Regions from separate parts of the Homo sapiens genome. Here regions 1 and 2 are each linked to region 3. A link is a loop called in an ENCODE intact Hi-C map of the cell type or tissue named here. Cell type or tissue: ovary. All regions are shown on one strand.

The links. Peaks named below come from ENCODE experiments on the same cell type or tissue, not always from the same donor. Only the 100,000 strongest peaks of a DNase experiment are listed, where the experiment ranks them.
Region 1: it touches region 3 in a loop (2.2-fold over the local background); 24 of 110 quality-filtered maps call a loop at or near these places.
Region 2: it touches region 3 in a loop (2.1-fold over the local background); 8 of 110 quality-filtered maps call a loop at or near these places.

Annotation. Positions count from the first base shown.
Region 1 is chr12:2,162,057-2,164,556 of GRCh38, reverse strand. All of the region lies in intron 3 of CACNA1C (calcium voltage-gated channel subunit alpha1 C), which reads right to left. It overlaps LOC107984131 (a long non-coding RNA gene), which reads right to left. Exons shown (of 2, transcript XR_001749435.2): 2 at 1-2,500. Among named protein-coding and RNA genes, the nearest start is that of CACNA1C-AS4, 60 kb to the left of the region's middle. In ovary, a CTCF peak has its summit at 1,038 (motif pointing right); DNase peaks (open chromatin) are centred at 796 and 1,206; H3K27ac peaks cover 2,370 bases.
Region 2 is chr12:2,179,238-2,181,737 of GRCh38, reverse strand. All of the region lies in intron 3 of CACNA1C (calcium voltage-gated channel subunit alpha1 C), which reads right to left. Among named protein-coding and RNA genes, the nearest start is that of CACNA1C-AS4, 43 kb to the left of the region's middle. In ovary, no CTCF peak of the experiment used is centred here; a DNase peak (open chromatin) is centred at 1,331; H3K27ac peaks cover 1,226 bases.
Region 3 is chr12:2,051,841-2,054,340 of GRCh38, reverse strand. It overlaps CACNA1C (calcium voltage-gated channel subunit alpha1 C), which reads right to left and starts at 1,354. Exons shown (of 47, transcript NM_000719.7): 1 at 730-1,354. The coding sequence starts at 778. In ovary, a CTCF peak has its summit at 1,239; a DNase peak (open chromatin) is centred at 1,342; H3K4me3 peaks cover 2,367 bases; H3K27ac peaks cover 685 bases.

The DNA.
Region 1 (2,500 bases), 110 kb before region 3:
CAGGCTGCAATATGGGGAGCAGAGAGAGACAGGTAAAGGCAATGAGCATCTCTTCGGCTTAGTCTACAATTAGTTCCAGAACTTTGAATTTGAAATGGACCTTAAAGATCATCCAGTTCAACTCTCATTTTACAGATATGGACTGAGCAACCCAGAGAGGCAAAGGGATTTGCCCTGGCAACAAAACCTGGTCTCTGGGTTCCCAGGTCTCCATGTTTTCTACGCCCTCCACAATGCCTCATTCAGTGAACCGTCAGCCTTCATGTGTACCCAGCACAGCCAGGCACTGTGAGAGAGGAAGGAAAGCAGACCCAGTGTCTGGCCCCAAAGAACACAGTCAGGATTATTGTCCATGAAGCAGTCATAAAATGGTGCAAGGGGATATTCTTAAAAGCCCCAACATGGATGACAAACAATGAGGTCACATACATTCTGGGAATGGAGACTCCGTGAAAGGAGCAGGGTCTTGCAGCAAGGAGGGTTTAGATAGAGGAGGGGAGGGAGGAAGCCCACTCCAGGCCCTAGGGATAGAAGAAGCCACGGCAAGGTGGCGGGCAGCTTGGTTTTCCAATTACGCAGCCAAACCTAAAGAAAGAAAGAGACGTCACTTTTGGTATCTACTCCACACGGGAACGTGAACTTTTTACTCCAGCTGGGTTATGGGACCCAGAGCCCGAGAAGCCAGCCTCGGATGCAGGTGGCTCCAGTTATGTTTTAGATCAGCCACAAATAGCCCTTGCTTTGTACAGGGCCGTGACCCCGCCGAGCCATCATCATCACTGGAATGCCTCAGAGGCCAAGGGAAACACATGCAGCCGCCAGAGCCGCTGCAAAATCGATCCAAAATCCAGGGAGCGGGGGAGGAGGGCCTGACTCAGCCATGGTCAACTCGCCTGCCAAAGTCTTCTGGCACCTGGACCATGCTGGAAGACGCTTCTGGATCCCATTCTTTCTGTGAACCTTCACCACTGAAAGCCATTTTCCTTACCCCCACTAGAAAACAGAAAAGTGTACCCAGGATGTACCCACCAGGGGGTGGTAAGAAAAGTCACACATCTTGTTCCTAGGCTATCAATAGCAGGGTGGAAGAAGCATCACAGATGACAGAAAAAAAAAAGGAGCGCTGGGTGTGGAGTCCAAAGATTACACCCTGCCTTGGCCATTTACTTACTGTATGAACCTGGCCTGGTGCCCAAGCCATTCCAGCATCCGCTTCCTTATCTTTGAAGTGAGAATACGAATACTGCCTACGTCACAAGGCTGTTGTGAGGCTCAAATGATGGATGAGAAAATGCACTGTCAATTTTAAAGCATTATACACATTTCAGTGGTCACTTTTTTTTTTTTTTTTTTGAGATGGAATTTCACTCTTGTTGCCCAGACTAGAGTGCAATGGCGTGATCTCGGCTCGGCTCACGGTAGCCCCTGCCTCCTGGGTTCAAGTGATTCTCCTGCCTCAGCCTCCCAAGTAGCTGGAATTACAAGCATGCACCACCACGCCTGGCTAATTTTGTATTTTTAGTAGAGATGGGGTTTCTCCATATTGGTCAGGCTGGTCTCGAACTCCAGTCAGTGGTCATATTTTCCATCAGGGAAGGCATATCCGTGGGTTTTCCATGTGCATGGGCAAATGAGGGGCAGAGATTATTCTAGTTTTAATGAAGACGTTCAAGAAGGCAATGGCTTTGTGCTGGTTCTCAATGGAGTGGTTCACAAAAGTATACCAACAAGGAAATTTCATCTCAGCAAAGTTCTCTGTTTAGGGCATGGATGTCAATCTGGAAACGGCAAAGCCACTACTGATGGTAACATCACTATGGGCCAGGCAGTGTCCCAGGGGTTTTGTATTCATCATCTCCAACTCTTCTTGTCAGGAAGGCAATTTCTCCCCCAGGCCTACTGTTCACCCCTCTGCTATTCACGGGGGCACGTCCTTTCCTCTCTCTGCCCCGTCTCTAGGTCTCCCTGTAGAAGGAGTAGCTATTATAACTAGTTACTCTCAGGGACATTCAGTGGGCAGGCTTACTGTGCCTCAAAGACACGGCCTCCTCCTTCTTTTATTTATTTTTTGTTTTGTGGCTGATAAGAAAAAATGGACCACTGCCCTCTGAACTTTGCTTGCTATTTCCCCCAACTTTCTCTTGTACCCTCAGCCTCCATGTGGAAGGCAAACGGGGCAGACTTGTTTCCCTAGACACAAAATCAGCATCCTCATCCAAGCAGGACTGATGGCTGGAGAGCTGCTCCTCAGAGCGGTTTAGGTTCAGCGGGAGGGGACAGGGAGGCCTCGAATGGGAGGGGGTGGTGGTCAGGTGCTTGTGGAGCTCATTAAGAAAGGGACAACCTCTTTGCCATTTGGATATTGTGCTTTGGGAGTAAGGTGTGTCCTGAGAGGCCCTGGAAGGGTAGACAGGTAGACAGGAGCAGTTAGGCCCAAAACTAAACCCTGAACCCCTAACACTCATAGCAAACCTGCATTTTTATCCCCATTCCTACAGAT
Region 2 (2,500 bases), 130 kb before region 3:
TTCAGTAATGAGCTGTAAAAAAACGATATCGTGGATGTGGGTCCCCTGGCCTACAATAACTAGAATATTATTGCTCTTCTTTTTCTTGCCCTGGCCTACACACTACTCACTATTCTGTGGGTGCAGCATGGAATTGTGTCATATTTGTAGCAGTTCTGATGGCAACAAGAATAAAATAAAACACCTGGATTTGTTTTCATGGGCATGACCCTCAAATCTGCGCTCCCCTATTACGCCTTTCAGCAACTGAGTTTTGGAACCTAACATCAGGCTCAAATGTTTTCCTGTTTGTTTCAGCTCGCCGTGTCAGTCTGCTGTGATCATGTTGATCTTAACTCTGTCCCCACACTGAAGGCCTGGGTGCTGCCCCTTCCAGCTGTCTCTCCACTTGTATCTTAGAGATTCTCTAAATAACTTCAAGCATGAGCCCCAAGACTAGAGACTCAGGAACTGCCTCTGTGAAAGGACTGCAATTCAGCTGAACATTTTCTGGATGAGGAAACAGAGGTGCAAAGATGTCAGTTGGCTACAGGAAATAACAGAGGTAGTAATGATCATTGTTACCGCCGTCACGGACTGGGCTCTCCTGTCCACAGGCACTATGCTACATGCTTTACACAGGGGTCTTCCCCAGACTGTAACCCCCCAGAAGAAAACATTTGAGTCTGATATGTAGGTTCCAAAACTCAGTTGCCCAAACACGTAATAGGGGAGTGCAGATTTGAGGGTTATGTTCATGAAACAAATCCAGGTGTTTTATTTTATTCTTGTTGTCATCAGAACTGCTACAAATATAACACAATCCCAAGCTGCACCCGTCCCCAGAGGGCAGGATGCGTGGCTGCAGTATTCAGCACCCCATACTCTGCACTCAGCTCTGTGCCAGACACACACTAGGGACTCAACAAACACTTGCTGAACAACCATTTGACATTTCCAACAACCCTCATTTTGAAAATGATAAAAACTATACTTTAAGAGATTAAACAACTCACTCTAGGTCCCCAGCTGATTCTGGGACACGCTGTGATTAGAACCCAATCTGCCTGGCTCCAAAACCAGCCCCTCACTTTACGGCCTCCCTATCAGCAAAAATGTTCTAGAACGCAGCGCACTGGACAGTCTCTCAGCATTACATCTGGGAACTGAGCCACTGTAGTCACATGCCCCAAACTTATATCTAAACAAGAGAAGTGGGGAAAACCTACCAAGACCTAAAATATCTTTGAGCAGAGAAGATCCTTTAGCCTCTGCTCCCAAAATGACTCACTTTCTGGTTCCATTCTCCCACTGACTCATCCTGCTGGGACATTTCGCTTCCTCCAAAGCAGGAGGGCTCCATGCCAGGCTTGCCAGCACTCAGGCCCTGCTGGGCTTCCTAGCAGAAGCCAGTTCCAGGGAGGAACAAGAACCAGAGCCTCTGTATCCTAATGCTTTCCCCACCACCCCTTTGGCCTTTGCCAGACACCAGGGAAGAAAGAAAGGGTTCTTTCTCTTCATCTACACTTAAGAGTGTGTGGTGTTTCTGTGTGTAGGTATGTGTTTATACTTGCATGCGTGTTTACTCAGAATGAAGGCTTCATCCATCCATCTACCGTGTGCTCAACCTTACAACAGACACTGTTGGGGTTACAGGGAACGAGAAGACGTGCTCTCCATTCTAGCAAGTATGAGCAAAGACCTGAGTGAGGCTGCTCAGGAGGCAGTTGGAGGGCCTGCCTGGCCAAAGGATGAGTGGAGAAGGAAGGGCCTTGAGGACCAAGCTCAGAAAATTTTGATTTTCACCTGTCAGATGAAGAGAAATGATCAAAATTTCATTTGAAGCAGAGAAAGAGCATGGTAGAAGCTGATTCTTGGGAGATCAATCTAGCAACGGTGTGTACAGTGGTTTGGAGGCAGGAAGGCAAGAGCTCTTCCTGAGAGCAGGCTAGCATCCAATGAGCGTGGAGCAAGCATATATCCATTGAACAGCCAAATACTCATTTGTGGTCATTATTAGGAAACTTTGTTCTTTTTCGAGCTACTCTTTGCCAGTCTCCATTTTCCAACTTCACTCATGTCTGTTCCTTCCTCTGGACATCCTTCTTTCTAAATCTCTTCCAACTTTGAGACTCAGGTCTGGAGCCAATATTCTAGCAGCATTCCACTAATTGCAATAATATTTTCTAACGCAATAGGGGTCTGGGTCAATGTTCAGTATTCAGAGCCCGGAGTTTCTGTGGTGCGTATTAATCACGCATCGAGTGGGGCAAGGGGCTAGATGACTTCAAAAGTCCTTCCAACCTTAGAGTCTATGGGTCTAGGGTGCTAACTCCACTAACAGGTTGGTATGTTTTCCTTTCATTAGACAACTTACTTGTTCAGGAACATGGCTAAGACCAACCTATCATCAGCAGGTCCAGGGAACACTTCCTAAGTCTGTGGCAATGCATACCTCCTCCCCGACTTACTTCTGTGCTGAACTCCCAGCTCCACCTGGCAGGATGCCTGCCACAGCCAT
Region 3 (2,500 bases):
ATGTGGGTGCGAATGAGAACACACGCGGCGTGGGCGCGCTCGGGGTCAACAGCAGTGGAGAGGTGGGTGGGTGTAGGTGAGCGGCGGAGGAGGGAGGGAGAGAGGAAGAAGGGGACCTACAGAGGGGGAACCAGAGGGGCGCGCTGGGCTTCACATCTGCACCGCCGCCCCCACCCGCCACCTGGAGCGCGCCGCCCAGGGCAGGGGCGCCTGGACGAGAGTGGACGCCGGGCAGCGCGAGGGCGCCCCAGGGGCGGCCGTGGGCGCCGGGCTCTGCCGGCGCAGGGTGCGCGCGCGCGCGCTCCCAGCCGCGCCCCGAGCCGGGCGAGGGACCCCGGGCCTCTGGGCTCCGCGGCGCCGGCGCCCTCTGCCCCCCGCGCGGCTGGCCAGGCAGCCGGGCTCTCCAGGCGGACGCGAGAAAGCGAGGCGGCGGCAGCCACTTGGGGAACTTTTCCCCCCTCGCCTGGAATTTCACAGGAAACACATGCTCTGGAGAAGCTGGGGCCCGGAGGGGGAGGGGCGGGAATTTTCCGCTCCGTCTCGCGCGGCGGTTCGGGCCCCGGTCCCGCCGGGCTCCCGGGCGCTCCGACGAGGCGGAGGCGCCCCTCGCGGACGCGGCCCCGGGCCACTCCGCAGGGACCGGCCCCGGGGCCGCGGGGAGCGCGGGTAGGGCAGGAACCCGGTGGAAAAGGCAGGGAGCCCCGGCGAGGCGGCGGGGTCCAGCCTTACCTTGGTGGTTTTCCTCTGGAATGTACATCCTCGTATTCTCATTGACCATGGACCAAAAATGGTTTTAATAGGAGGAGCAGCCACGAAGAGGAAGAAATGTGAAAACACCCCCCGGCGGGTCTGGATTAATCCCTCCTCCGAGGCCGGCGGCTTTCGCGCAAGATTCGAGGAAGCCGTGGTCTGCAGCGTTTCTTCTTCCCCGCCGACGATTACCTGATTCCCATTATGGCATCAAACCCCAAAAACTGCTCCTTTCCACTACTGCCTCCTCGAGTGAAACTGTAACGCATCCTCAGTACATCCGGGCCCCTTCCAAGAACTGAGCACCGCACCTCCGGCGGCTACACCATTTGAAAAAATAAATCGGGAGAGGCAGGGCGAGAAGAGGCGGAGAGGAGGGGCGGGGGGCGCGCGGGGCCCGCCTGGGCCGGCAGGGGCCGAGGCGCCTCTGCCCACTCCCAGCGAGTCCTCCTGAGGCCCCTGCCCGGCTCTCTGCTGTCAAAGGGAGCCGGCAACTCCTGGGCGCGGAGGCAGGAAGAGCCGCCGCCGCCGCTCCGGGCCCGCCGCGCCGCGCCGAGCGCCGCTCTGGCAGGAGCTGTTTCTGCAGAGGCAGCGAGAGGGAGACACCGGGCGCGCGAGAGCGCCGCGCTCACTCCCCCCGGCCCAGCCCCGCCGCGCCCGCGCCCGCCCCTGCCCGCGCCGCCCGCCCGCCCGCCCGGCGCGCCGGAGGCAGACGCGCTGAACGCTTCCAGATGTGGCTGCGGCGGCGCGCAGGGAGCCGGGCGCACGGCGCGGGGCGCACGGCGGCGGACTGGAGCCCGAAGTCGGGCCCCCTCCCGGCGCCCGCGGCAGCGCCGCCCGAGCGAGCCCTCCGCCCGCATGACGTCAAAGGGAGCGGGCCCCGGCCGCCGGCGGGCGAGGGGCGGCGTGAGGAGCCCCCGGGGAGGCCGGGGCGCGCGGCGCACCCGGGCGCCAGCCGCGGTGGCCGCGGTGGCCGCGGCGCGGACACACCCCCTCGCGCCCCGCCGGCGGCGTCGCGCCCCCCGCGCCGGCCTGCAGCCCCCCGCCCGCGTTCTCTCCTCCGCTGCGGCGGCGCGTCCCTGCTGGGCCGGCCACGCCGGGAAGGCCTCTGTGAGCGGAATTCCAAGGAGGAGGAATACAATTTGCCCGACTACCAGAGTCTCGTTTCGGATCGGGCCACTGAACAAAACGGCAAGATGAGCCGTGATTCCGTGATTCTGTTTGATCAATTATAATCAGAGCGGTTGTAGAAGTGACAGATAGAGGAGGGGAGGGGAAGCGGGAGGGGCAGCGAGGCGGAGCCTGGTAGGCGAGGCAGCGGTGCCCAGATGTCTGAACAGATTCCTAGACCCAGGTTTAATAATTCCTTGGAGGCAGCCGAGCACGTGTTCTACTAGGATATCCTTACCTACTTCTCTTAATTATTTCTGCAACTCCGGCAGGAATCTATCCAGCACCTCTCCTTCCCGGAGAAGCAAACACTTCCCTCCATCACTCCCTGCAACCACAGCAAGTTCCACGGCACCCCCTGCAGGACCGGGCTCCCCTCCAGTGGGGCTTCGTGATCCCTTTCAGGGGGGCCTACAACTCCCTCTTGGGGAAAACCTCTACCTGCCTCCACATAAGACCTCCTCGCCTCCACATCCACCCTCATTCCCTGGGTGACCCTAACCATTCCCGTGGCTTTCAGCAGCTGTCTATATCAAATGTCTATCTCCAGCCCAGACCTCTCTCCTGAATTCCAGACTAC